Regions from separate parts of the Mus musculus genome. Here regions 1, 2, 4 and 5 are each linked to region 3. A link is a loop called in an ENCODE intact Hi-C map of the cell type or tissue named here. Cell type or tissue: left cerebral cortex. All regions are shown on one strand. Links, peaks and the distances in the headings refer to the core of each region. The heading gives the core; the rest is flanking DNA. Region 1 has its middle 120 kb from the start of Gm9871. Region 2 overlaps Cntn3 (contactin 3). Region 3 has its middle 100 kb from the start of Cntn3. Region 4 overlaps Cntn3 (contactin 3). Region 5 has its middle 160 kb from the start of Gm9871.

Evidence for each region. Hi-C counts contacts between places; a loop is a spot of excess contacts. Peaks named below come from ENCODE experiments on the same cell type or tissue, not always from the same donor. Only the 100,000 strongest peaks of a DNase experiment are listed, where the experiment ranks them.
Region 1: it touches region 3 in a loop (4-fold over the local background); 2 of 42 quality-filtered maps call a loop at or near these places.
Region 2: a loop joins it to region 3, with 2.8 times the contacts of the local background. A loop is called at or near these places in 2 of 42 quality-filtered maps.
Region 4: it touches region 3 in a loop (2.3-fold over the local background); 5 of 42 quality-filtered maps call a loop at or near these places.
Region 5: a loop joins it to region 3, with 2.2 times the contacts of the local background. A loop is called at or near these places in 2 of 42 quality-filtered maps.

What each region holds. Positions count from the first base shown.
Region 1 is chr6:101,647,665-101,653,653 of GRCm38, reverse strand. It overlaps the pseudogene Gm32453. Among named protein-coding and RNA genes, the nearest start is that of Gm9871, 120 kb to the left of the region's middle. In left cerebral cortex, for the core only: a CTCF peak has its summit at 3,101 (motif pointing left); DNase peaks (open chromatin) are centred at 2,865 and 3,121.
Region 2 is chr6:102,436,093-102,442,081 of GRCm38, reverse strand. Cntn3 (contactin 3) reads left to right here. Exons shown (of 22, transcript NM_008779.2): 2 at 4,153-4,279. Among named protein-coding and RNA genes, the nearest start is that of Cntn3, 26 kb to the left of the region's middle. In left cerebral cortex, for the core only: no CTCF peak of the experiment used is centred there; DNase peaks (open chromatin) are centred at 2,541, 3,095 and 3,496; H3K27ac peaks cover 2,299 bases.
Region 3 is chr6:102,561,545-102,567,533 of GRCm38, reverse strand. It overlaps a transcript of Cntn3 not described here. Among named protein-coding and RNA genes, the nearest start is that of Cntn3, 100 kb to the right of the region's middle. In left cerebral cortex, for the core only: CTCF peaks have their summits at 2,855 and 4,192; DNase peaks (open chromatin) are centred at 4,267, 4,466, 4,631, 5,284 and 2 more places; H3K4me3 peaks cover 2,981 bases; H3K27ac peaks cover 2,644 bases.
Region 4 is chr6:102,164,863-102,170,851 of GRCm38, reverse strand. It overlaps Cntn3 (contactin 3), which reads left to right. Exons shown (of 22, transcript NM_008779.2): 20 at 162-274; 21 at 1,791-1,959; 22 at 5,434-5,989. The coding sequence ends at 5,534. Among named protein-coding and RNA genes, the nearest start is that of 4930587E11Rik, 98 kb to the left of the region's middle. In left cerebral cortex, for the core only: a CTCF peak has its summit at 3,213 (motif pointing right); no DNase peak of the experiment used is centred there.
Region 5 is chr6:101,928,732-101,934,720 of GRCm38, reverse strand. No RefSeq gene overlaps it. Among named protein-coding and RNA genes, the nearest start is that of Gm9871, 160 kb to the right of the region's middle. In left cerebral cortex, for the core only: no CTCF peak of the experiment used is centred there; a DNase peak (open chromatin) is centred at 2,721; H3K27ac peaks cover 244 bases.

The DNA of each region.
Region 1 (5,989 bases), core at 443-5,442, 910 kb after region 3:
GTGTCACATATATATTTTTCAACTTCTTTCTTAAACCATTATTATGTGAAGAGTATGCAAAATAAGAAGGAATGGGTCATGACTTTCTAACACCTGTGTTATAAAATTTCAGACTCTACATTTTGTTCATCACACCTGAATGGTTCTACTAACCTGATCTTTGTATTTGCTGTGAATTGTATGGTTTCTTTATGAGATGCTAGACCAATACTTTTGTTAAGACACTTCATAAGTGGCATAGTCTTCTGCTTGGAAGGGCAACATGTTGGATTTTTCTTTCTCTCCAACTTTTGCTTCTGACTTTCATATTCTGCTTTTCTTGGCTAAAAAGAATCTATAAGCCTTGTAAGCAGATATAAATACATGTGAAACTGTAACAAAATCCCAAATTACTGATTCTTTTAATGATTCCTGTAACATTTGTGGATTGTTCTTCTGTGCTAAACATTGAGTTAGGCACTGGAGGCAGGAAAAATCCAGGGACTTTGCCATCCAAGACTTAAGTCTTATGAGAAAAGTAGCCCTGGTATCAATCGGTATCGGTGAAGCAAACCCCAACCTAGTGTTTTTGAGACCCAGAGAGATTCAACCAGGCAAGAAGTAAGAAAAATAAGCTTTTGGAGGAGGTTTGAGAGATCTCAGTTCCTGTTGATCAGAGCCAGCAATGCTTGGCTAACATGAGCTAGATTCAAAAACGAGGAAGATTTAAAGAGGTGAGGTCAATAATGTAAGTCCCAAGGCAAAGGAGCCAATGAGCCAAGGTGCATGTGTTGGGAGTAGAGGGCATGTGCCTGGCTGGCGTGAGCCAAGGGCGAACATGGGAAGTAAGCTGAGAGCCTCAGTGAAGGAGGGCATAGGAAGCCATTCTGGATAAGAGCTTGCTGCTTTAGGACAAGTCATTTATAAAATCTCTACTTATCCAAGGTACAAGGTCTTGGATAGTCAGGGAGACCTGACATAAAGGTCAGATAGCCTCCAAATGATTGAAAAATATCCCATCAGTACACTATGCCTTTATCAAATAGGGTTTTACCAAGGTTACTACTGACACACACAAGACACCACACACACACACACACACACACACACACACCCTCCAAAACAGGCAGAAACCCAACTTCTAATCAGGTTTTACAATATGCGAATCTCCTTGATATTATATCTGATTTTTTTTCTACCAGTGAACAAAATGCTTATAATCTTCCATTCCTCATCCTACACCATACATTGCTTGCATTGAGTAACCCATAATTCTTCTCTCCGAATATTCTTCTTGTTCACTTACTAATGGCACGGTGATTTTGAAGAAAATTCTTAAATAGATCTCTTTAGGCAAAACTGGGGTCCTCTGTGGAAGACTTACATCCCTCAGTATACCACAGGAAGCTAAGTATTTAACATTGCGCATGTCTGGGGCCATTTAGAAAGCTTTTTAGGTAAGTAGAAACAACAAAAATCAGTGTTTATTGTCTTTATTTTTATCATTGTAGTCACTTTCCATATGTGGAGGAGTTCTTATACCTCTCCTACACTGGTGCATCCAAGACTAAATGCCAACGGAAGAATAGGTACTTCCGTGCCACTGTGAGCGACCATGAGCACAGGGCTCTCTAAAAGAAGACCAGAGGGTAACTGCCTCTCACTGAGCAACTCTAATGTGGGGAATTGTTCTGCAAAGCACATCTTTCCTTCTACAGATCCATGTTCCTGCTCCAAATCATTCAGATGACTTAAAGAAAGGGATGAAGAGATACTTTAAAGGTACACGGTACCTGTAATGTAAAAAATAGAATTTTTGACATCTGGGGTGGCGAAGAGGGAAGTAAATAAACTAAGTTTGGTCAATGCAGCTGCTCGGGGTTTTTAGTTGTCTGTCTTTGAATGGAAACAACAAGGGACATGGGAAGTGGAGGAGAAGCACACATGGCTGCTGTGTGGGCCTGGCACTACTTTTACATCAATTACTTAACATAATTCACGGCATGTCAAAACATCCCTGGGAAGTAGATGAGAGGTGACAGATGTTATTTTTTTTTCCTTTCAAGATAAAGTCATTAAAAAGAGACCTGAATACATTTCTCAAGTAAAAGGATCCAAAGTGATGAATATAAACAGCACATAGCAGGGCATGCATATCTCTACCTCTCAACACAAATCTCCAAGCTCTGTCTTTACCCAGCTTCACTGGTTAACATCCAAAGGCAGACAGAAGTAAAAGAACACAGTGATCCACTGAGCAGTTTTTCACATGTCTGGATTTTATACAGGTTCACACTGGACTAAATAATGAAAACTATTAACATCCAGAAAGATGGGTGATCAGAAGTAACAGTAGTATTGGGGTATGTGCACACACATGATTTCTCAGATGAATATCTGAGAATTGGGGCGGGGTACAGATGAAACCTAAGAAAACAGTCCTCTGGGTAACTTGAGTTCTGAAAGTAGGCTGACTCCAAAGCCACTTTTCCATGAAAGAGAGGCTCAAGAGAATAGACTTCTTTGGTTCAAAGAAGCATTCTGAGAGAAGGCTTTTCCACATCTGTTTTATTCCTTTGTTCGATCAGTTTAGCCTCTGTAGCATTTGGCAGTAAGAGAAAACCACGGGGAATCCTGTAGAGACAGAAGAGCTGAGATGACTGTAGTTTTCCTGGAAAAATATCCGTGTGCACAAACAAGATGAGAAGCTAAAACTGAGGGCCAGAGATATGCATTCAAATATCCACTTGAACCTGAAATTACATTTCTCAAAAGTATTGCATTTGGTCGTTTTTTGAAATGTTGTTGAAGCCAACATTTGAGTTAGTGAGAGCATACTCTACTGTTCTTAAGATAAATAATAATTGCCGAGTGGTGATGTAACTACTCTCCTGTCCCGACTTTTTGAGGACCAACCTTCTGGGTTAATGTGAGCTGAGCTAAAAATATTGATTTCAGAAATGAGTATGAAATGTTGTGACTTCCAATTATGCTAAGAAATTGGTCTTTGAAATTCTGAATTATGAAAGGATAAAGCAGTTCCAATTTAATCTTTGAAATAGGACTTTATTTAGCGTGCTCCACCAACTTCTGAGGAAAGAGCTTAAGTCGAGGTTAATGGCTGCTGTGTAAAATTGTGAACTGGCGCCCTCCAGTGGCAAAGTTCGGCGTTTTTCATCAAGTAAAATTTGAAGTACTTTCTTTTTTTTTTTTTTTTTTTTCCATTTTTTATTAGGTATTTAGCTCATTTACATTTCCAATGCTATACCAAAAGTCCCCCTTACCCACCCACCCCCACTCCCCTACCCACCCACTCCGCCCCTTTGGCCCTGGCGTTCCCCTGTACCGGGGCACACAAAGTCTGCGTGTCCAATGGGCCTCTCTTTCCAGTGATGGCCGACTAGGCCATCTTTTGATACATATGCAGCTAGAGTCAAGAGCTCAGGGGTACTGGTTAGTTCATAATGTTGTTCCACCTATAGGGTTGAAGATCCCTTTAGCTCCTTGGGTACTTTCTCTAGCTCCTCCATTGGGAGCCCTGTGATCCATCCATTAGCTGACTGTGAGCATCCACTTCTGTGTTCGCTAGGCCCCGGCATAGTCTCACAAGAGACAGCTACATCTGGGTCCTTTCGATAAAATCTTGCTAGTATATGCAATGGTGTCAGCGTTTGGATGCTGATTATGGGGTGGATCCCTGGATATGGCAGTCTCTACATGGTCCATCCTTTCATCTCAGCTCCAAACTTTGTTTCTGTAACTCCTTCCATGGGTGTTTTGTTCCCACTTCTAAGGAGGGGCATAGTGTCCACACTTCAGTCTTCATTTTTCTTGAGTTTCATGTGTTTAGGAAATTGTATCTTATATCGTGGGTATCCTAGGTTTTGGGCTAGTATCCACTTATCAGTGAGTACATATTGTGTGAGTTCCTTTGTGATTGTGTTACCTCACTCAGGATGATGCTCTCCAGGTCCATCCATTTGGCTAGGAATTTCATAAATTCATTCTTTTTAATAGCTGAGTAGTACTCCATTGTGTAGATGTACCACATTTTCTGTATCCATTCCTCTGTTGAGGGGCATCTGGATTCTTTCCAGTTTCTGGCTATTATAAATAAGGCTGCTATGAACATAGTGGAGCATGTGTCCTTCTTACCAGTTGGGGCTTCTTCTGGATATATGCCCAGGAGAGGTATTGCTGGATCCTCTGGTAGTACTATGTCCAATTTTCTGAGGAACCGCCAGACTGATTTCCAGAGTGGTTGTACAAGCCTGCAATCCCACCAACAATGGAGGAGTGTTCCTCTTTCTCCACATCCTCGCCAGCATCTGCTGTCACCTGAATTTTTGATCTTAGCCATTCTCACTGGTGTGAGGTGGAATCTCAGGGTTGTTTTGATTTGCATTTCCCTGATGATTAAGGATGTTGAACATTTTTTCAGGTGCTTCTCTGCCATTCGGTATTCCTCAGGTGAGAATTCTTTGTTCAGTTCTGAGCCCCATTTTTTAAGGGGGTTATTTGATTTTCTGAGGTCCACCTTCTTGAGTTCTTTATATATGTTGGATATTAGTCCCCTATCTGATTTAGGATAGGTAAAGATCCTTTCCCAGTCTGTTGGTGGTCTTTTTGTCTTATAGACAGTGTCTTTTGCCTTGCAGAAACTTTGGAGTTTCATTAGGTCCCATTTGTCAATTCTCGATCTTACAGCACAAGCCATTGCTGTTCTGTTCAGGAATTTTTCCCCTGTGCCCATATCTTCAAGGCTTTTCCCCACTTTCTCCTCTATAAGTTTCAGTGTCTCTGGTTTTATGTGAAGTTCCTTGATCCACTTAGATTTGACCTTAGTACAAGGAGATAAGTATGGATCGATTCGCATTCTTCTACATGATAACAACCAGTTGTGCCAGCACCAATTGTTGAAAATGCTGTCTTTCTTCCACTGGATGGTTTTGGCTCCCTTGTCGAAGATCAAGTGACCATAGGTGTGTGGGTTCATTTCTGGGTCTTCAATTCTATTCCATTGGTCCACTTGTCTGTCTCTATACCAGTACCATGCAGTTTTTATCACAATTGCTCTGTAGTAAAGCTTTAGGTCAGGCATGGTGATTCCACCAGAGGTTCTTTTATCCTTGAGAAGAGTTTTTGCTATCCTCGGTTTTTTGTTATTCCAGATGAATTTGCAAATTGCTCCTTCTAATTCGTTGAAGAATTGAGTTGGAATTTTAATGGGGATTGCATTGAATCTGTAGATTGCTTTTGGCAAGATAGCCATTTTTACAATGTTGGTCCTGCCAATCCATGAGCATGGGAGATCTTTCCATCTTCTGAGATCTTCTTTAATTTCTTTCTTCAGGGACTTGAAGTTTTTATCATACAGATCTTTCACTTCCTTCGTTAGAGTCACGCCGAGATATTTTATATTATTTGTGGCTATTGAGAAGGGTGTTGTTTCCCTAATTTCTTTCTCAGCCTGTTTATTCTTTGTGTAGAGAAAGGCCATTGACTTGTTTGAGTTAATTTTATATCCAGCTACTTCACCGAAGCTGTTTATCAGGTTTAGGAGTTCTCTGTTGGAATTTTTAGGGTCACTTATATATACTATCATATCATCTGCAAACAGTGATATTTTGACTTCCTCTTTTCCAATTTGTATCCCCTTGATCTCCTTTTGTTGTCGAATTGCTCTGGCTAATACTTCAAGTACTATGTTGAAAAGGTAGGGAGAAAGTGGGCAGCCTTGTCTAGTCCCTGATTTTAGTGGGATTGCTTCCAGCTTCTCTCCATTTACTTTGATGTTGGCTACTGGTTTGCTGTAGATTGCTTTTATCATGTTTAGGTATTGGCCTTGAATTCCTGATCTTTCCAGAACTTTTATCATGAATGGGTGTTGGATCTTGTCAAATGCTTTTTCTGCATCTAACGAGATGATCATGTGGTTTTTGTCTTTGAGTTTGTTTATATAATGGATTACATTGATGGATTTTCGTATATTAAACCATCCCTGCATCCC
Region 2 (5,989 bases), core at 711-5,710, 130 kb after region 3:
GCAGGTTAGAAGTGGGATATGCCCTCCTTTCCCTAGGAATTTAAAATGTAGCATTGACACTCCAAGGAATTTTGTTTCTTTTAGTGAAGGAAATGCAGCAGTGTGAAGGTTTTTTTTTTTTCTGTTTTTCTTCCTCAGTCTACATAAAATGTGTATGACATGTGACCATTAGAATTGACCAGGTACAGTTTGATCTTTTATGTGACATTACCTTAGCATCCCTTAACGCTTGTATTCACATTCAGAGGTACTTATTCCTAGTTGCCTGTAGCTGTTAGGGGCAAGAGGCAAGGAGGAAGTACACCTTAGGATTGAATTTTTGGACTTATTAGTCTTTTTCAGCAGTGTTATACAGCCTTTATTTTAAGTTGTAAAGCTAAAAGTGGGGCTTTGCAGCTAGGCTAGCATATCAAAAAAAAAATGTTCCTGTCACAAAATGTCAGATTCAACATCAATCTAAATGTTACACCAAATATATTTAATCAGGCAAGAGGCTACCTTCTGTTATATATCAGGTTTCTATAGATTGTTATGAATATCTACAGGGGAAAAGGATACATCCTTTTGAAGATCAAAACTAATTGAAGAAAATGCTGCATATTCCCTCATGGATAGCAAAGGCCAGAGTCTGATTCTGCTATGTTTATGTTTCTGGCAAGAGTTTAGGACAGCATATCTCAGCATCCCCTTAATACCAATTCCATTCAAATGCAAAAAGACCAAGTGGATTTTGTGTGTTGTCTAAGCATAAAGCATGGGCTAACCTGTCACATTTCATTATTAATTTTTTTTTTAGTTTTAAAGATTTGGAAGCTTCCCCATAGCCATTGATTGTCTTGAGTGCCTTTCAGGATCTTTAAATTTCAGACATGATAGGTATGTTCTCAAAGTTCTTAATTTCACTGTCATCACAAAACAGCAAAGTTCAAAAAGCAAGCTAAGGGATAATTTTTGACTGACTGTATTTTGGACAGAGTTATGCCTTGGAATTAGATACAAATCAAAATCATGAAGGTTTCTATCAGGTACCCAGCCTCTCCCTACGAATGGGCTTTGCCATTTCTGTCCAAGTATTTATCCTCTCTGTCCCTCCCTGGTTTGGAGGACAAACCATTTCCAAGTTGGGAAGGTAACAGTGAGACTTAAAATCTTATTTTAACATCCGCCCATTTTTAAAATGTGATTTTTCCCAATAAAGAGGCATCATGAGGAATATTTCATATGTATTTCAAATAACCTCAACTGTTTATACAATCCAGACTAATGTTGACGGTGTGGCATGTTCCAGAAGCTATGCTACAGCAACGGCTTAGATACAGATTATTAACAATCACACAGATATTCATTGACCCATGCTGTGTAATATCACATCCCAGTAAACACATTGCAAGTTGAAAGGTGCTAATGCACCATTCTACTGATCATCTGGTATAGGTAGGAGCTGCAGTATACATTGTTTAAACTTGAGACCATGCTTACATCAGCCTTAAAGCTGAGGCTTGATGCTGAAGCTCAGCTTCATAGAAGATCAGAATCTAGAACTCACATTGCTTCTGTGCCACAGTAAACTTGAAAATGTGGCAGAACAACTGAAAGTTGCCACTGTCTATAGTGTAAGGGAGGTACTTAAACACTGTCTTAATCAGGGTTTCTATTCCTGCACAAACATCATGACCAAGAAGCATGCTGGGGAGGAAAGGGTTTATTCGGCTTACACTTCCATACTGCTCTTCATCACCAAGGAAGTAAGGACTGGAACTCAAGCAGGTCAGAAAGCAGGAGCTGATGCAGAAGCCATGGAGGGATGTTCTTTACTGGCTTGCTTGCTTCCCCTGGCTTGCTCAGCCTGCTTTCTTATAGAACCAAGACTACCAGCCCAGAGATGGTCCTAACCACAAGGGGCCATTCCCCTTTGATCACTAATTGAGAAAATGCCTTACAGTTATATCTCATGGAGACATTTCCTCAACTGAATCTCCTTTCTCTGTGATAACTCCAGCTGTGTCAAATTGACACAAAACTAGCCAGTACATCTTATGGTAAAAAAGTCTTTTAGTTTTTGTTTTTGTTTGGTAACACACCTGTGTGTTGGATTTTGTCTTTGCCAGCAGTATAACCTTATCTTGAGAACAATAAATGTTTCTCAGAACTTTTTAGACACTACCTAGTATCTCTTTAGTGGACTTTGGAATCTATCACTTCCTTGACCTAAATTATAATTGTAAGTATAACACCTTGAAAGACTGTAATGCTACAGATCAGTAAAACTAATTGTACTATTACAAGTGGCTTTGGGACCTTATTATGCTATTCTGACTAATGGTTATATAAGTGGTTAGATTCAGTCTCCAGTTCAGCTTGATGACTGGAGACTCAAATCTTTCACACATGATCACATGTTTGGTTATTCTGGTGTGACTATTCTCCAACAAAGATATTGTCTAGCCTGACAAAGGCAGTATCGCTATCCAGTATAGCTATTCGCTCCTTATAGTGGTTTGGATAAGAATGTCCCCCATCCCCCCAAAGGTTCAGATATTTGAACACTCGGTTTCCAGTAGATAGCAGTTAGGGAGGTTTAGAACACATGCCCTTGCTACAGAAGTGCATCACTGGTGGTGGGATTTGCTATAGCCACTCCATTCTCTATGATTTTTGTATATGGTAGAGGATGTGATCTGCCTCAACATGCTGCCCCAGCCTCCATGCCTACTTATTGCTGCCATGCTTCTCTGCCATGATGGACTCTCATCTCTCAAGAACCATGAGCCAAAGGAAACATTTTCTTTTTCAGTTGCTCTGGTCATAGTATCTTATCACAAAAACAGAAAAGTGACTGATATATCACATCAAACAAAAACACTCTGATAAGCTGTGTTGTACATTATCTCATAGAAGCCTAGGGAAGTTTCTAGAATTAGGACATCGAATGCTTTACAGAAAAGGCAAAGCTACGTCTTTACATGAGCTCTGCAGTAACTTCTAAACTGTATACACTGGCATTCTAAAATGTTGGGTAAAAGTGCTTATGTAACCTAACCATGCTTAGCTTAGCTTTCTTCTTCTGTATACTGGACAGAATACGTTACTCATGCTAAGAGCATCTTGATGATTAAATATTGCATTAGTGAGTTAAGGGCTCATTCCAAAGCATAGTTAAGGATATGTCCTTCATTCAGATGATTATTGTGGTTTTATGTTGTAAGTTTATGACTTACCTTGTTATGGCATGTATTTCTATTTGTGTAATTGCTCTCTGAAGCATATAAAAATGTAAGTTCTGTCTCTCAGAGGCTTTTGAAACTATTCAATCTCATTTTGTTTTTGTCTTACATTTGATGAATTCTCTTAGTCTTTGAGTTTATTTTGCCATCCCTCTCAGCTTTAGGAGAAACTCCTCTTCAATTCGGCACAGTATTCCATGAGAGGAAAGATTTCTTAAAAAAAAATTGAATTTGTTTTTAAAAAATGCTCTAGCGATGGTTACACAATTTCAGTTGCATAACTGTTTCGTGATAACATTCTCTTTCTCCTCTCCCAACACATAGTACAATTAGAATTTTGTTTTCATATGTGTGAATGTGACAATTACCTTCAGAAACTGTCCCAGTTCTCCTAAAGTAGGAACACTTTTTGAAAGGCACTTAATCATCTCTGCATCCTTTTGTGTCGTGTGCTATGAAGTATATGAATATCCCAATGAACCATAAACATGGGTTGGCAGCCATGAGTTGTGTGTATTCCTCAAATGTTATTAGAAACGTTCTGGATTTTCATTTCAGCTTAATTTTGCAAAGAGATTTATATAATAGAAAAGATTTCTGGTAATGAATTTATTCTCCAAAAACATGCATAAAGTATATGGGCATTGTTTTGGCAAGTAATGCTACAGCTTTATTTACAGACTGAGATGAATTTTTAAACATGGTGACATTTCTCGTGGATTGCTGCTTCTTGAGGAGTTTACTCACTCTTAAGGATAAATTGATAGATGCTCTTTAACCAAGCAATGTGCACACCGCATGGTATGTGCTGGGAAGTAGAGACAGTTAAGAGTAAACAATAGCTGCTATTTGTTATTTTCCATTCTGGACTGTACACTATATGACAACTTTCATTTATTCTTCTTATTTTATTCCTCTTCCTATGCAGGTGAACTTCTTTTACAAGGCCCTGTGTTTATCAAAGAGCCCAGCAACAGTATTTTCCCTGTTGATTCAGAGGACAAAAAAATAACATTAAATTGTGAAGCAAGAGGCAACCCTTCACCTCATTACAGGTACAGTGGGAAGGTTGATCATGGAAATAAAATGTGGTGATTGTTGTTAGTGTGCTTCGGTATATTCTGCCATGTAAGAAGTATTGGATACATGATGCTATAGCTTTGCTGTGCATTCAACAGAACTGATTCCACAAACATTTAAATCTTTTAAGGCATCATGTCTGAATTAAAGGAAAAACATCAGAGGGTTTATTAGGTATGCTTCATCTTCTCACTGATTTATGGTATAATTTAATTTATAAAGTTTACAGATTATAAGTCAAGTTATAAAGATACCAAGAACACATTCATTAATGGCGTGAAATTAAGTGGTGTTTGATCCATGTTATTTTAATTGTTGTTTTGTTTTGTTTTCTCTTTTCTTTGTTTTCTTGTTGTTTTGGTTTCTTTTCTTTTTAAATATTTTTTCCTTGTTTACACTAGATATGTGTTTGGAGGCTTATTAAATGTGGGAGAGTAAAATGCATTTTTAAAATAATTTAAATTATTTTGAAGAGAAAATAATTTCTTTTGTCAGACTTTTAAAAATCACCTTTAAATCCTTGCTTCTAAAATTATGTGCAAACTTATTCACTGAAACCTTCAGCTGTCACACACACACACACACACACACACACACACACACACACACCAAAAGGTATAAAAGTTAAGATAAAAAATTAAATTCCCACCTTAAGATTAAAATGTCAACATTTGAAAAGTGACCAGGATGTGATGGCATGAGTATTTACATGACTAAATATCAAAATATTAACAATTTCTGCTCTTGGGTACTTATGGTACCCAATTCGATGAAGAGATGAATTATTTATAGTTAGCATTCACTGCATCCATAGAGGTGGCTGGGGTGGAGTGTTTGAGACACCCTCAGAGCAGCACGCACCTCAAAGTGCTTGTTAATATCTGCATCAATGCTATTTACCCAATTCCTGTACTTTGCAGAAGAAGCACCCTTCGTCCTACATTAATAAAAGCCTACCACTCCAAAGTCACCATTTAGATCTTATTGAACCTCTGTTGTTCTCTGAAGCCATATGAATAATAGACTTCAACAATCCTTGTTAAAGTGGGTCAGGCTTTTCCTAGAAAGAGACTTTTATATTTATGCACCTGGAACTGATCAAGGTTAGTCACTTCAATATGCTGAATGTGTACTTAAGGAGCATATACTGGATACTTTAAGAAAATATGCATTAAGCATATATGTTAACTGGTCTGGATAAGGAGAGTCAAGGATACAGAAAGATTTTTACTTGGCTTTTTCTTCTTATTATAGAAATATGCAAAGCATAAAGAAAACAAGAAATTGATTTTTATGAGCTAGTTAGATGAATTGGCTGTAGAGTATGCAACATCTGGAAATATTTCTTTGTGGGGAAAATGAACAGATCATTTGAGGAAGATTCTATCCTGAAAGTATTGTTTCTCACATATTTCTATGGATGTCTGACAGCTTATAGAGACTAGAGCTGCCCATAGTAGTGCAACACTTTATAGAGAGAGTTCTAAGTGTGAGTGATAAGCATGTAGGTTATTTTTCTGTCATTAATGGAGTTGTATTGTCATATTTATCTTATGAATTATTTCATGGGAAATGTTTTTAGTGAAGAAATTCTCAGTACTTCAAACGTTGTCACAGAGGATTGTATTTCTAAATGAGAAGATTTATTATGTTTGTAGAATTTTATCAGATAGGCAGATGTCTTG
Region 3 (5,989 bases), core at 567-5,566:
AACAATGGGAAGATGATCTCACAGCTAAAGAGCTTTGATATAAAAGGTACCATAGGAAAAGGAAGTTATTATTCTTCGTTATAATGCCCTAAAAAGAGAGAGAGGATTTGCCATCTAAATGGCTGCTGAAACTTAACTGCAGAATTGCTTCTAATGCTACAATCAGTTGAGGCCAAATTCAATAAAAACTCCATCCGGCATTCACACTGAGAAGATCCACATGTGCCTTTAATTTTTTTTTTTTTAATTTCCTGGGCTTCCATCCCAGAAATTGAATGGAAATTTTATTTAAACCTGCTCTTGTGTATCAACTTTTAGTAAATATCAGGTTTTCAGTTGACTCACGATATGCTTTACATTCTAAGCAAAGGGATGATCTGAAGTGAGGACCAGGTCTCTCTATATGCGTATATTTATACACCTCTTACCCATGCTGACAGCGAACTGGGGTTTGTGTTTAATGTTTGTCATGGGTTATGCAAAATTTAGGATGATCCTGCCTCCTTCTTTTGCAACCATAACATTAAAAAAAAAAAAAAACAAAAAAAACAAAAAAAACCATCAACCCCCTTGCCAGTACGAATCAGGTTTCAGCAGCACAGGCAACATGAACTGTTGGGAAGAAACTAATGATGTGGAGAGGGCCAGGCAGGGTTAGCGTGTAAATTTCTCTTGGTCTAATTTAAAGGATCTTCTCTGCTGTCTGTCTTGCTGCTGTTTTAGTGCCTTGGGCCAGCCCCGTCCCCACTGCTACGTGTCCTTTTAGTCCTATTAGACAGGACATATAGGTGTGTTAGAAGCAAAGTGCATTATGGAGATGCATTAAAGAAGGAGGCACGTCTGTGATGGATGTGGGCATGACAGTAATTGTCCCTGCTAGTTGCAAGACATGAGCATAATTTGCATGTAAAGTTTTTCTCTGATCCTTCCAGAACACACCAGTTCTGCCCAATAAAACATTTTGTCACACTCAGGGGGGTTGCGAACATGTTCTCAGATTGCAAGCAAAAAGATTATTTACAGTAACCTATAACAACTGCTCCGACCATAAACCTTCCTTCCTTACCTGATTTAATATTTTTCGTTTGCTAAGTAGAGAGACCCTAAGGAGTCCAAATTCACTGCAATTTGATTCTGAATGGAGAAAGCACATTGCTTTTATTTATAGCATTGTCTCGATCTATCATTGCCTCCCTCTACTCCTTTCAAACATAAACAACCCCACATCATCATCATCATCATCATCATCATTATTATTATTATTTTAAATTCTGCCATTACTCTTAGGAGTATGAGCAGTTTCCTGATAGTAAGAGAAATGGCAAAAATAACCAACACTTGGGAATCTTTGGGACTGTATGCCAGAGGCTGCTGTCTGTTGCTAGGATGAATGAGCTTAACTACTGAGCACTTTAGGGACAGGGCTAACCCACCTGCACCATAGTGAAGCCCTTTGTTTTTGCTTAGGTAAGGCTGGGGACCAGTAAGTCAGTGGGAAGCAATGTTTTGCACCACTAATGACAAAATGGGTGAGAACCTCTTTTAAAGTCTCTCAAACCTCCCTAGAAGTTCAAATTTCTTCCTGAATTTCAGGCAACTGATGACTGTGTCTTGGGGGAAAGTGGAGAAGACTGAAAACCTACTCCCCCAGAATGAAATGGAATTCCCCTTTCACATCTGGCCAGCTGAGCCAGCTGAGCTGTTCTCAATGTACCTTGTTTCCTTCTGTCTGCGGTAGCATAGTACATCGTCAGAAGAGAGAGAGGGAGAGCAGGAGATAGGAGTTAGGGCTGTAAATGCCCCAGTGTAATTTAACTACAATGATTTTTTTTAATATAAAGCGAAGACAACTTGATAATAAAATAAAATTATTGTACAAGACTTATAAAATAGTTTCACTCATAGAGATAATCGCTAAGCAGTATACTAGGTCCTGGGCATCTCATTATTGTGAATATATGTAATGTGTGTGTGTGTGTGTGTGTGTGTGTGAGAAGCCAAAAAAGTATCTGCCCACCCCATTTTAAGACATCATTATTCTCTAGTACAGGTTAGTGTTGAACTCACTAGACCTGATCTTCAAGTCTCTATCTCATCCCACCATGTGGAACACAAAATTATCTCTTGAAAACTTGATGCCAGTGCTACTAAATGACTCTGCCCTGTAGCTGCTACAGTATATATGTACATACACATACACAAATATATATATATATATATATATATATATATATATATATTATATAATCTAATATATATCTATATATATTTCCACCCTTTTCATTGGTCATTCCTTACATGATGACTTACAGCCACCATATGATCCAATTGTTTTCACAGACAAAAAAACAAAGTTATGCTATTTGCGCAGGGTTTTGGCTGAGCTCAAAGGTTGGGGATTTCGGTCATTTTATGTTCACACCCAGATCATCCAATCCAATTCTATTTCTGTGTACTTAGAGAAATAAAAGTGACCAGACCGATTTAATGGGTTCCTTGTCAAAACTAAATTGGGATTAGTTTCATAACAGATTCATTGAAATCTTAGCAAATTAATTTCTTTCTAGCACAGTCATGGAACAAGAATAAAGTTAGGGTTAGTATGGGGACTGCGTGTGTTGAATTCTTGTAAACACCACAGTCCACTATCTGGAGTGTCTGTCTGTGACTCCTTCCTTCCTCCCATCAATTTATCCATCCATTATCTATCTATTGCGTACCCTTAATAATTATATTTTAATGATAAAAGTGGCGATTTTGCGAGATTATGTTAGCTCAGCTGCAAGAGACCTGGAATCTATGTCCTTAAAAACCGGTGCTACCTAGATGCCAGCTGTGAGGCAGGAGGCCACCCAGCGGTGACTTGCTGACCGCCAACCATCCAGCTCTTCCTGGTCCCTTCTGTGGCTGGACAGACGTAAACTGGCTCTAGCAGCTCAGGGCTCAGGCAGGGACCGGTGGCAGCGGGGCGCGGAGGCGCAGCGGGAGGGTGGTGGTGCGAGCAGCGTGAGGCGCAGGACCCTGTTGGCTGCGCCGCCGCGCTCCCCGCCCCTTTCTCCCACCCTCTGCCCCCCTCCTTTCCTCCCTCCCTTCAGTGCTCGCGCGGGAGCAGGAGCCCCAGGCTGAGCGGCACAGGCGCAGGCAGCGCACCTTCGGCGCCTGCAGCAGCCACAGCAACCTGGCGCGCGGTGGCGCCGGCGGCGGGCGGGCGGGCGCCGCGGGTCCGACTGGGAAGTGTGCGGAACCTTGCAGAACAGCGCGGACGGGGGCGCTGCGGCCAAGGCGGCGGCTCGCAGGAGCGCGCAGGGCAGCCCCCCGGGCTAGCCAGCGGCAGCGGCGGGCCGGGCCGGCGGGGCGGGCGCCTTGCAAGCTGGTGCAGCTAGGTAGGTCGGGGTTGTCCTCTTGCTCACTACTACAGTCGTGGCTCTGGGATGAATCACCTGCCTGGGAAACTTTACCCACTGGCTTTAAGGCTCCTTGGCCGCGAAAGTTTGTTTGCTTGGGAGATAGATGCACTTGATGGGTCTAGAGTAAAAGATGCTTCTGGGGCCGGTTTGCCAGGGGACATGATTTCCCCACTCTGGGCTAGGATCGATTTGGGGATGAGACGGCTTCTCTGGCCGAGAAGCTGGAAAAAAAAAAAAAAAAGCAACCAATTCTCCTCTTAATATAAGCCACTTGGCTAGTGAAAGTTGAAGGGGGGGAAAAGTTGGGAGCCCTAGGGATGCTGAGAGAGAATCCCAGGGCATAGTCCCGGGTTAAGAACGAGATGCGTTTTCTGTCTGAAGCTGTGGTCCTGACTCACAGATCTGAGTAAGTCAGGGTGGATGTGCCTGTTAGCACCCAAGTTTTCTCAGCTGCGTTTTCTTTTCGCTCAGAAATGGGCAGCTTTAAATGGGATCCCTTGTAGGTTTTTGTTTGTTTGTTTGTCTTTTTTTCCTGATAGACTGTAGTTCTTTTGCCTTGACTCGAGAGCTGTCAGGGATCTGGCTAACCTTATGTTCTCAGGAGCCCTGTAATGCTCATACAGAATATCTGAAGCAGAAAACTGGGAAGTGCCAACCCGGACACCTGGGTCAGACTATAGGCACTTTCTAGATGGATTGTCCCTTACTTCCGATTGCATGAAATGCAAGGCTTCTGGGCTCTGCTTGTGCAGGGCTCCACTGTTCCGCAAGGGTCCTACCTACGATTGGGCTCTCTTACTGATTTACAAAAAGATACGCTCAGATGAATGATTTAAAAAACCAACGGTGCCAGCTCTGTGAGGACAGCAAACCTGTATTTAGAAGAGGATGGGAGCAGACAGCCCTCGGAAAGGAAAGGGGCAGTTTCCTAACCCCAATAGAATATGTCCAGAAGTAGAGCTACAGAAAGAATCCGCCTGTGATGTGTGTGATGTGCGAAGGTGGTCAGAAAGCCCAGCTCATCTGGGGAGTAGGTCAACCCCCAAATCATTTTAGAATGATTAAGCAAAAATAACTAAACACACATGCACAGTACAGGAGGATGTGTGTCGTGATTTCTGTCTACCCCCACATAGATGAATATCCCCCTAGGTGAGAAAACATTCTGATCTGTAAATAGATTAAAGCTGGGAATTAGTAAGAACACCGAGTCAGAGTCCCTCGGAGACGGAAAGGAGGAGTAATTGCCTTTCAAAGAGCTATTACATTCTCAATAGCAAGTCAGACTTGTCACTTAGTTTTTTTCAGCAGTGGCTGTGTTTGCTAGCTCTAACCTGACTTTGCCTGCATGCTGGTGGGTGGTTTTAACCCTTCGTGTTGTGATTCCTGTCACGAGGGAAGAAGCCTGCAGGTTAGCCTCCTCATAACTAAGTGTAACATTTATAGAGTGCTTAATATTTGCATGTCACCTTGCATGTTCTTGTGTATGTTCATAAAAGGTATTTGATGATATTGAGGCCATGTGAAGAGATCTCTGTGTGCACATTCTCGGTAGAGTTCAGATCTCTGAATGCTTTCGTGACCTAGGTTGAGACTCAATAACACACGTTTTTGTTTTGTTTTGTTTTGTTTTTGTTTTTGTTTTTGTTTTTGTTTTTGTTTTTGTTTTTGTTTTTGAAGAGGGTACTATTCTCTAGCAAATTGCTGAATACTTTTACCAGCTAATGATGAAGTTGCCTGCAAGCCAGTGTTCCTCCTATGGAAAGATGGATAGATAGCAGGGACATAGAAGAGATCATTGATTTGCAGGCTAATAGATTCAGGCAGTGGCCGTCTCTGGCAATTGTACTCCAGATCCTCCCGACTGTCTAGGTGTGACGAGCTATCTGCCTGAAGACGTGAAGGTATCCTGTCCTGTCCTCCGGGAGGATTCTAACTTTTAGATATCCTTCAGAACACAAGTAGACAGCCCAAGTGTTTCTCAAAATAGCAACACAATATTTAAGAGGACCAAAGTGCCAAGCAATTTGAAGTAGAGCAAAGATTAGCTGTAGACAATAAGCTGGAGTCTTTGAGTTGCTGATTTATCTTCAGTTTTTTTTTCTGTCACATTTCATGCACACCTAGTTATTACAAACTAATGGCCTCTTCACTCTACTAGCAAAATATGCATCTTTCCCGTTTATAAGTGCCCAGTTCCCTTCACTCATCCAGTACACATCTGCTAGTTTTGTGTTTACTACATAATTTAAGTGTCCAACTTTAAGTTCCCATTAACTTCTAATACATTTGCCACTGAAACAGTATATAGTTATAATCGGCCCACGCAGACTGCCAGATCTGTATATCACTGTGTTGTGGCACAGCCACTGAACAGAGTTGCTCTGGCTGGCTCCAAATTCGCTAGTTTCTCAATCACCATTCAGTGCTCAAAGCAGCAAAAGCAGGTTACTTGTATGCAGTAGGAGATAGGGAGATGACATAGGGACTCTTTGTTGCTATGCTTATTTCTTTGTGGTTTCTGTTGTGGTCAACTCCAGAACTGTATAGGTAAGCTATTTGGTCTTTGCCTTTTTTGTTTG
Region 4 (5,989 bases), core at 455-5,454, 400 kb after region 3:
ACAGTTAAAGGGCCTCCTTGGTTTTGTCTCCTTCCATCTCTGCACCATGAGTTATCATGGAGAGTCCGCTTCTTCTATGAGTCTCCAAGCTCCATGTCTGCTCTGTCAGAAATATGACTTTGAGCTCAAATCAGTTTTAATCTCTCCTTTTGCATTTCAAGCTCCCAGTCAGCCACCAGGAAATGTTGTTTGGAATGCTACAGACACTAAAGTGCTACTTAATTGGGAACAAGTGAAAGCCATGGAGAATGAATCAGAAGTAACAGGCTACAAGGTCAGTGGTGGCTCAGACTTCACATTTTCTACCTTCACAAAGATGCTATACGGAAAGCTAAGTGGGAAGTTTATTCTTAAAATACTGATGATATGGTTTCTTAAGCTAATTTTTACATAACTATTAAGCTTTTCCTAAAAAGATCATTTTCTGAAAATATCCGACTTGTCAAATACAAGTTATGTGTGATAATTTTGCTTCCTAAGGAACTCAAGCATGATGGTCATAACATTTATTATTTGTTTTCAGTGTTCATCAAATACTATTTTTAAAACCAGCCATAAGGATTGCCCTTGGTTCCTTGTCCCCTACAGCCAGATACATTCCACATGGCTCTGTCTGTTATCTGCAGCCACTGGGGATGGGCAGAGGCAGAAAGGAAGGCTTCCTACTTTTATCCTTAACAATCTGAGGAGATCCCTAGACTTTTAGAAATTTGAGCACAAATAAAGCTATAGTTACAGCTTCAAAGAACTTCAGTTCTATCCAATTTATGAGCAATGTTAGGTTTAATGTGCTGTATTAATAGTCTTAATCTTAGATTTAAAGAAAGACAGGTACCCAGAATGAAGTTAAGACAGACTCTAGAAGCCAGGCAGTGGTGGTGCACGCCTTTAATCCCAGCACTTGGGAGGCAGAGGCAGGTGGATTTCTGAGTTCGAGGCCAGCCTGGTCTACAAAGTGAGTTCCAGGACAGCCAGGGCTACATAGAGAAACCCTGTCTTGAAAAAAAAACAAAAACAAACAAACAAACAAACAAACAAAGACAGACTCTAGAGCATGCATGTGGACTTCATTAAGAATACTCACAGAAAATCAGATAAGTGCAGCTACCATTTCCTCAAAGGATGGTCACGTTCATTAGTTTTTTTATAATAATCATATAAGATGTCATTGGCCTTTGAAATTACTGTAGTCACAAGATTGCTAAGAAGCTTAAATGAGATTATCAGAAGTTTCCTGAGAGGCAACTAATGGACTTACAGTCTGTCTAAACAGAATTCTGGAAAATAGGGGCTTTATACAAAGATAACAGTTTTGTTTATAATCCTCAGGAAATGACTGCTGGAAGGAATGAGGCCCTTCACAAAATTTTATACATTGTATACAAAATACCTATCAGAAGCAGAATGTTGGCTTTATGTGGACACCCTTTACAACAAATATAAATGGCTCAAAATTTTTACTTCAAGGATGGGGAAAGGCTTCATTCAGACTCTGAAGCAATGGTCTCCTTCTCCTTTCATATATTGCATATCTCTATGTTTCTAATCTACCCCACTCACCAATGCCTAGCCTAACAGAGAGTTTTCCATGGAAAAAGTTCATTATTCACCCAGCTTCCTCAGTTTTGAGAACCCAATGGTTCCAGATTGTTTACCCATGTTTAAGACCTAACATGGAGTACACTTTATATAATAGGAGTATAGAGACCTAAAGTCATTTTGGAGTGACAAAAGTTGTGAAAGACATAGAAGCTAGCTATATAAAAAGTGGGTTTATTTATGTCTTCTAGGTTTTCTATAGGACTAGCAGTCAGAATAATGTGCACGTGCTGAACACAAATAAAACTTCAGCTGAACTGTTGCTGCCTATCAAAGAAGACTACATTATTGAGGTCAAGGCCACCACAGATGGAGGGGATGGCACCAGTAGTGAGCAGATCAGGATTCCAAGAATAACCAGTAAGTCGGTTGAGCTCATTCTCCCCCTAATTTTCATCACTGTCATTGAACCCTATAATAAATCAGTGATGGGTATGCTGCCTGTCCATTTTCCCCAGCATGTATTTGGTGCATATGGAGCATGTACTATAAAGACAGAAAGAACACCACTAGAATGGTGTAAAGCATAGGTCAAGAAACAGCATTAAACACTATTTACCAAAATATATTATTTAAACTCTTTGTTTTGAGTTCTGCCTACATTTGCCTTAGAATTATCTGCTCAAGCCAAATTTCCTAAACCCATCTCAAGGGTAATATTGAGCCACACATGCATTTTCATACTTTTGACATCTCCAGGTATAGTGGTTCAAGCCAATAATCTTCAGACTCAAGACTTCCAACCAGAAAAGTCCTGAGTTCCAGACCAGCCTAGGCTACTAAATTAGTTCAAGAACAGCGTGGTTTATACAGTGAAATTCTGTCTGTTTCCGAATGTTCATCCCCTTCTAATCACAGGCAAAATATCAGTTCCTTCAATAGGAAAATTTAAACTTGAACTATCATAATCTACCTACACGTGCTGGACACAGAGACAGGTTTTTTAAATATCTATTTTTTAATTTCACAGGCACTTCACACAAACTTTTTCTCTGAAAAATCCCAAGAAATTTATTTTACTATGAAAATTTCAATTTCTGAGTTAAGGGAAACAGAATCTTACATTCATTTTTCCTCAGTGACAAGGCAAAATGAATTTTATTCTTACTTTCAAATCTTGTCAGGAGTTCTCCAGCATTAACTGAAGTGCTATAAAGCCTATCCTATGCCCTGTGCTTTCCAATGACTAAAATGTTCTCATAATTCCATGTGCTCATCTTGACTTTGTCCCTAGTACTGGGCAATCAAGACCTCAATTATGGCCTTTAATGTTGAAAATGAAGTGACTGGCATTAGCAACTGAAGAGTGGAAAATTTGGCAATGCAGGAAAATTTTGTTCTCTGTGAAAATATTTTGACTAAAGCACACAAATCAAACTATCCTAAGAAAATGACCAATAATTATTTCATCACTTAACTCTGTAAAGGCCAATTCAGAGTGGGTACTATCCTGGAAGTCTGTGTAATTCAATGGACCAAAAGAGAATATGTCTATTTTTGAGTATTTTAAGGTTTTTTTTTTTTTTTTTAGGATTTAGAAAATTGCACATGCATGAACTCGTGCATACTTACAAGAGTGCAGTTGTCTCCACCTGCCAAAAGAGGGCATCATTCCAATCCCTTGCAGGTGGAATTACAGGCAGGTGTGAGGTTGAGCAACTCTAACAGGGGGTGCTATGAAGTGAACTCAGGTACTCTCCAAGAGCATTGTCCTTAATCTCTGAGCCAGCTCATCTCTTTAACCCTGATTGTTTTACCTTGCAAAGGAAGAGGCCTATGTTCCTTATTATCAAATAATGTCAGGTCTACAGTTAAATGCAAAAAAGAGAGTTGGACTAGTAACAGGACTAAGTGCTAGGCTTCTTTAGAGATACATGGGAGGTATTTTAATTTGGTGGCGATACTTCCCTTTTCATTCAAGGATAACTGCCTAAACCAGACCACCTGATCCTGCCTTGTTGTTGATCTTGTGTAGTCAGGTGAATACACAGGGTTGCTTTTGAAAATTGAGTTTCTATTGATTCCTTTGCAATGATAATAATTCATACTATGCATAAAGTGTATCTATATAGAGATAAGGAAATTTTCTAAACCTTTATCCCATGAATCTTTCTTCAATTAAACCATCAAATTATCTCACTAGTTGTTTGTAATTAAGTCTAATCATTTTCACAATGATGAAGTTGTTTTCCAAATTTAACTAAAGTTAAAGTATATGAAATGAACAGACTGGAGTCATTCACTAACACTTGGATATATCCCTAACTTCTGTGTACTCAGCGGCCAGTGACTCTAGCTGTGATTTAGCTTTGATAGAACAGGCTTTCGTTTCATTCTTGTGGGTCTTAGTTGATTCAAACTACTTTCCAAACACACGCATCCACTCACGTGCGGAGTGTGTGTGTGTGTGTGTGTTGTGTTGTGTTTGTTTGTGGTTTTTTTGTTTGTTGTTGTGTTGTTTTGTTGTTGTTGTTTTCTTTTTTGGTTTTCTTTTGAAGGGGTTGGGTTTTGAGACAGGGTTTCTCATGGAGCCCTAGTTGTCCTGAGACTTGCTTTGTAGAACAGCATGGCCTGCCTCTGCCTCCTGGATGCTGGGATTAAAGGCATATGCCAGCATCATCACCCAGATCAGAGTACTTTTATAAAGGTATCATTATCTACCTGTTTTATACCATCAGAAATTTATTCCTCATGATTTAAGAAAATCCATGGTTAAGGTGCCTACAGAATTATAAATGCTTTCAAAACATTTAAGATCCAAATTTTACCAAAGAAACTCGGTTACCTTTTTGGGTTCTTGGTGTTATCAACAAAAGAATTTAGAAATGGACTTAATAGTTTGCTTGAACACAGTTTTATTCACATTTAGGTGAAAAACAACTGGGCAGGTAAACTGTAAATCTGGCAGCTGCTTGGAGGAGGAGGATGGACACTAGGAAAAGGAAAAATTCACACTTTTTGCAATGGAAGCTAGCAAGCAGTTTTAATAAAATGAAATATATAATATAAGTAGATGGGGAGCCTTATAGAAGGAATGAGACAGTCCAGGGGGTATGGGAGTTGCTTTGGCTTTTGGCCAATCTCAAAAAAAAAAAAAAAAAAAACAAAAAAACCAAACAACCAAAAAACCAAAGCAAAACAAAACAAACAAACAGAAAGACACAAAGAAAAATAAAAAACAATAATTAGAACTCAAAAGCAAGGAGGTTACATGACTATGCCCCATGCTTCCACAGCTATGCTTCATGCTGCCTGTTGGAGGGCAAGTGTCTTCACTAAGGGACTTCTGGGAAGGCAGAGTACATCATCTCACTTGGGATCAGGGGATAACTATCCCTTCCTTCTTAGCTTGGCTTCAGATGATTCAGATTCCTAGAAGAATGGACTCCTGGCCAGGTAACTAAAAGGCCCAGGATCAGGATAGAATTTATAATCTATTCGTTTGACAAGGAGAAAGCACTTGCCCTGTGGCCTTGGCCTTTTCCAATGCTAGTTTAAGTGTGGGGGAGTGTCTAAGCTGATGCTTAAAATTCTTCAGTTACCTGGGAAACAGAGGGAGAGGTCCAGAGCCTTAAAGACCTTCAAGGCTGTTGCTGCTGCTGTTTTTGTTGTTGTTGTTGCTGCTGCTGCTGCTCCTCCTCCTCTTCTTCCTCCTCCTCCTCTTCCTCCTCCTCCTCCTACTACTACTACTACTACTACTACTACTACTTCTAGCATGAATATCATTACAACTGAAAACAGGATTTCAGCATAAGTTTAGAGGGAACAGAAACATTCAGTCTCCAGTGTTCTGATTACCACCCTTGCTAATGAGCCCTTTATCATCTTTGACAGGTATGGATGCAAGAGGATCCACGTCAGCCATTTCTAACATCCACCCTTTGTCAGGTTATATGTCTGTCCTACTGTTCTTTATTGTAAATGCTTTGTGGTGATAGGGCTTTTTTTTTATTATTTCCTGGAAAGTTAATTGGTTACCCCCATAAAAAAAGTGCTTTCTGAAACAGTGATTATGCATGTTGTTTTCAGCTATGTGTTTTTAAATTTCTACTTCATTATAGGTAAAATATGAATCTAATAAAAACAGTAAATCCTTTTAGAGGAATCTGAGATGCCTTAATATTTGCTTGGTAAACCAAAGGAACTTGCAAATTACATACTGCAAACTTTTGATAGAAATATTCTTATGTTATGAGTTTAAACACTTTCCTATGTGTGAGGCACATACACAGGATGCATAAAAACACAGTGCACACATGATGTATGGAGACACATAGTACATACACGGTACACACAGCACACACAATGCACAAACACACACACACACACACACACACACACACACACACACACACACACAGAGTTTTTCTATACTAAAATATTTCTCATT
Region 5 (5,989 bases), core at 703-5,702, 630 kb after region 3:
TTGATTTGCATGTACCAGATGATTAAAGATGTTGAACAATTTTTCAGGTGTTTCTCAGCCATTCAGTATTCCTCAGTTGAGAATTCCTTTTTAGCTCAGTACCACATTTTTTAGTAGGGTTATTTGGTTTTCTGGAGTCCAACTTCTTGAGTCCTATACATACATACATATGTATTTGTATATGTATATGTATATGTATGTGTATGTGTATGGGTATGGGTATGGGTATGGGTATGGGTATGGGTATGGGTATGGGTATGGGTATGGGTATGGGTATGGGTATGGGTATGGGTATGGGTACGGGTATGGGTATGTAGATATATATGATATTAGTCCCCTATCAGATTTAGGATTGATAAAGATCTTTTCCCAATCTGTTGGTGGCCTTTTTTTTTTTTTTTTTTTTGGCTTATTGACAGTGTCCTTTGCCTTACAGAAGCTTTGCAATTTTATGAGGTCCCATTTGTCGATTCTTGATCTTAGAGCAGAAGTCATTGCTGATCTGTTCACGAATTTTCCCCTGTGCCCATATCTTTGAGGTTCTTCCCTAATTTCTCCTCTATAAGTTTCAGTGTCTCTGGTTTTATATGGAGTTATTTGATCCACTTACACTTGAGCTTTGCACAAGGAGATAAGAATGGATCAATTCACATTCTTCTACATGATAACCACCAGTTGAGCCAGCACCATTTGTTGAAAATGCTGTCTTTTCTCCACTGGATGGTTTTAGCTCCTTTGTCAAAGATCAAATGGCCATAGGTGTGTGGGTTCATTTCTGGGTCTTCAATTCTATTTCATTGATCTACCTGTCTGTCGCTGTACCAGTACCATGCAGTTTTTATCACAATTGCTCTGTAGTACAGCTTGAGATCAGGGATGGTGATTCCACCAGAGGTTCTTTTATTGTTGAGAACACTTTTTGCTATCCTAGGTTTTTTGTTATTCCAGATGAATTTGCAAATTGCCCTTTCTAACTCTGTGAAGAGTTGAGCTGGAATTTTGATGAGGACTGCATTGAATCTGTAAATTGCTTTCAGGAAGATAGCCATTTTGACTACCTTAATCCTGCCAATCCATGAGCATGGAAGATCTTTCCATCTTCTGAGATCTTCTTCAACTTCTTTCTTCAGAGACTTGAAGTTCTTTTCATACAGATTTTTCACTTCCTTGGTTAGAGTCACACCAAGGTATTTTATATTATTTGTGACTATTGAGAAGGGTGTTGTTTCCCTAATTTCTTTCTCAGCCTGTTTATCCTTTGTGTAGAGAAAGGCCACTGATTTGTTTGAGTTAATTTTATATCCAGCTACTGTGCTGAAGCTGTTTATCAGATTTAGGAGTTCTCTGGTAGAATTTTTAGGATCACTTATATATACTATCATATCATCTGCAAATAGTGATATTTTGACTTCTTCCTTTCCAATTTGTATCCCCTTGATCTCCTTTTGTTGTCTAATTGCTTTGGCTAGGACTTCAAGTACTATATTGAATATGTAGGGAGAACATGGGCAGCCTAGTCTAGTCTCTGATTTTAGTGGGATTGCTTCCATCTTCTCTCCATTTAGTTTGATGATTGCTACTGGTTTGCTGTAGATTGCTTTTATTATGTTTAAGTATGAACCTTGAATTCCTGATCTTTCCAAGACTTTTATCATGAAGGGGTATTGGATTTTGTCAAATGCTTTCTCAGCATCTAATGAGATGATCATGTGGTTTTTGTCTTTGAGTTTGTTTATATAGTGGATTACATTGATGGATTTCCGTATATTAAACCATCCCTGCATCTATGGGATGAACCTATTTGGTCATGATGGATGATTGTTTTGATGTGTTCTTGGATTGGGTTTGCAATGATTTTATTGAGTATTTTTGCATTGATATTCATAAGGGAAATTGGTCTGAAGTTCTCTATTTTTCCTGGGTCTTTATGTGGTTTAGGTATTAGAGTAATTGTGGCTTCATAAAATGAATTGGGTAGAGTACCTTCTGTTTCTATTTTGTGGAATAGTTTGAGGAGAATTGGAATTAGATCTTCTTTGAAGGTCTGATAGAACTCTGTACTAAACCAATCTGGTCCTGGGCCTTTTTGTTGTTGTTGTTGTTGGGAGACTATTAATGACTACTTCTATTTCTCTAGGGGATATGGGACTGTATAGATCATTAATCTGATCCTGATTTAACTTTGGTACCTGGTATCTGTCTAGGAAATTGTTCATTTCGTCCAGATTTTCCAGTTTTGTTGAGTATAGCCTTTTGTAGTAGGATCTGATGATGTTTTGGATTTCCTCAGATTCTGTTGTTATGTCTCCCTTTTCATTCCTGATTTTGTTAATTAGAATACTGTCCCTATGCCCTCTAGTTAGTCTGGCTAAGGGTTTATCTAAGACTTTCTCAAAGAACCAGCTCCTCGTTTGGTTGATTCTATAGTTCTTTTTGTTCCCACTTGGTTGATTTCAGCCCTGAGTTTTATTATTTCCTGTCATCTACTCCTCTTGGGTGAATTTGCTTCCTTTTTGTTCTAGAGACACACAACCTACTCTTACTGTATCCTTACATGAACATGAATTCTCCTCGGAGGGTTGCAACCCTCTGGCACAATCATTTCTCAATGCCTTGTGATCATAACTTCAATGTATGCATTTCAGGGACAAACAGTATTCAACCCATAGCAACTATGCCATCTGGAAGCTATGACAAGTACTGAAATATGCCTTTTGCTCATCTTTTTGTGCACATATTTTTTCAACTCTGCTCTGCACAAATCTTCTAAAGCATCATCAAAGTTGCCATGCAGAAGGAAAGCAGCCCGCCGTCCCAGAAAGAGAAGAGAATAAGCGCTCTTTAAAAACAGGCCAGCTGGCTACCAGAAGACACATTCATAGGCAAGGATTATATCTCTGCTTTTTAAAATAATTTCATATTTGCTGCAGCGCTGCCTCTAATGGAGACCATCCATGTCTTGCTTTCTGTCACTTGTACCATGTAGTTGATATAGACCAATATCATACAGATACCAAGGGACGACTGAAATCATAACTATGAATAAATAAATATAAAGAAGAATGACAAAGAAAAAGCATGAATAATAATAAGATGAAGATAAGTCTCTGAGATGAGTTGATCTACTCAAGAATCTTTCATATCAATCTAGATTCAACTACCAGACCTGCAAGTACTCTGTGTGTGTGTGTGTGTGTGTGTGTGTGTGTGTGTGTGTGTGTGTCTGCGTGTCTGTGAGTAGTGTTTGTACACATGAGAATGTGCATATTTCTGTGGTATATGTATAGAGAGACCAGAGGCAGACATTGGGTGACTTCTTCAATTGCTATCCACATTAATTTTTGAGAAGGGGACTTTCAGTGAACCTGTATGTCCTCAGTTAGCTAAACTGGCTGGCCAGTGAATTCCAGGTATCCTTCGGTCCCAGACTCCCAGTATTGGAATTAGGAATTACTGGCATGCAATTCTGCAGTTGTTTTGTTTGTTTGTTTGTTTTGTTTTGTTTTGTTTTGCATTGTTGTGACAGGCACGAAATTGGGTCTTCATGCTTGTGTAGCAAGCCCTTTTTCAGCTGAGAATTTTTTCCTGCCTTGTTTATGTGTGACTTTTAGGTCTTAGAAGTTTTCCAAGCCTATCATATGGAAGTGTTTGCATAAGTATTCCACTTCTAGAAAAGAAATAGCTAAGAAGGGAGTACACCAAGTATTTCCTAAAAAGGCTAATATATAATCTGGAAAAGAGATGCAAGATAACAATTTCACCCACTGAAAATTGTATACTTACTTAGATTTTAGAAATTTATTTTGCACATATAATATTTATTCTTGAGCCTTCCTAACTCTGCATTCAAGTAGCTCTCAGAACTAACCATACAGGTGCAGAAATGCACCACAGAAATACACAAGGCACAGTGTCATAGACAGTGCATGTTTGTTTGTTTGTTTGTTTGTTTGTTTGTTTCTCTTCTTCCCAGTGTGGAGGAATTCTTCACGTGTGCATGTCAGTTGGCAGGGAGCACTTCATTGTGTGCTGGGGATTTAGCAAGGTCATCTGAACAAGAATAATTGTAAAATGAGGTCAAGTAATTACCCTAGGCAAAGCATCTGATGACTCTATCAGATCTGCTTACCTTTCCCGTAATTCAGAGCCATACTTGAGGGTGAGAGTGATATCAACCCAGAGCAGCAGATGATAAACACAGTGTGTGACCTGGCCCCATAATATGCCTGCTGGGAATAGAACTGAAAATCCCATTTCTGAATAGTGTAATGAGGCCCTTCATTTATTTGTCCCAATTCCTCTTCTCTTCATCAAGCTGATTGCTGATAAGGAGTTGCATGTGAGTACAAATGTGCCAGTCGTCAAAGCCCCTGCTGCTTGGCAATGATGTCCAAATCAATATCTTAACCAATTGTACTCTTTCCCATTCAGTAGAGAGGAAGCTTATGATAAAAATAAGTGTATTTGCAAGAAGTGTTCAAAGAGGTGAAGGAGGACAATATGGGGGCTAAGATATATGTGTGTGAGTATGTGTGTGTGTGTGTGTGTGTGTGTGCCTGCAATCCCACCAACAATGGAGGAGTAGACTGTGCCGGGGCCTAGCAAACACAGAAGTGGATGCTCACAGTCAGCTAATGGATGGATCACAGGGCTCCCAATGGAGGAGCTAGAGAAAGTACCCAAGGAGCTAAAGGGATCTGCAACCCTATATGAGGATCAACATTATGAACTAACCAGTACCCCGGAGCTCTTGACTCTAGCTGCATATGTATCAAAAGATGGCCTAGTCGGCCATCACTGGAAAGAGAGGCCCATTGGACACGCAAACTTTATATGTCCCAGTACAGGGGAACGCCAGGGCCAAAAAGGGGGAGTGGGCGGGTAGGGGAGTGGGGGTGGGTGGGTATGGGGGACTTTTGGTATAGCATTGGAAATGTAAATGAGCTAAATACCTAATAAAAAATGGAAAAAAAAAAAGAAAGCCTGTGTCAATAAAACAGTTATAAACACCAACTAGGAGAATATCCAGAGAAGATTCAGTCACTAAGGTGAAAACCCTTTGAATATACTTTAACTTGAAGCAAATAATGAATCAACTAGTATTTCCCCTGAGATTTTTCTAATCTCTCAGCCAACCTCTGGCTCATTCTTTGTTTTCCCCACACAGTACACACACATCCACATGCTGCAATATTTCTGTAAAGAAGTTCACTAGAGCTTTGTGTGAGAATTGCTTGCTGCAAACTATACAAGTTGGAATATTTCTTCAAAACACTATTTCTAGTAGATGCCAGGAGAATTTTCCTGATATCTTTGTGTTGTTGACTATGGAAGTCCCAGTATAATTGCATGAGCTCCAAAGGGGACGTTCATAAGCAGCCCTCATGCTATCTTCAATGACAACATCCCAAGCAAAAGGAACTATGTAATGGGTTCAGCCTAGTTTGGTGGAATGATCCTTCAAAACTTCTCCATTTGTAAAATATGTTGAGTCTGGTGCAGTGGCTCTCATCTTTAAGTCTGTCACTTGGGAAACAGAAGCATATAGATCTCTGTGAGTTTGAAGTCAGCTTGGACTACATGGCAGGTTCCAGACCAGACAGGACTACATAGTATGAAACTGTCTCAAAAATAAACAAACACAAATACATTGGCATTTATATATTGCTTCTCTGATGCAATTCCTTGGTCCTTAACAGGCTAATATGATCAAGCTAGCACTCATGACTTTCCATGAGAAGATAGCAGCATTTCCAATATTCAACTATTTAATTTCTTCATTGGAAGAGGATACAAAGTCTACTTCATTCCCCATTGTAAGTACCAAAATGTAAATAATAAATGAATGAATGAATGAATAAATAGACTCATACCATGTACTAATGGGCATTTGATTTGTTAAAAGATAGTAATGACCTTGAAAAGGGGTTTAAAAATGAGCAATAGTTTTCACTCATAAAGTGTCCAGTAAGGACAGTCCTTACCAGGA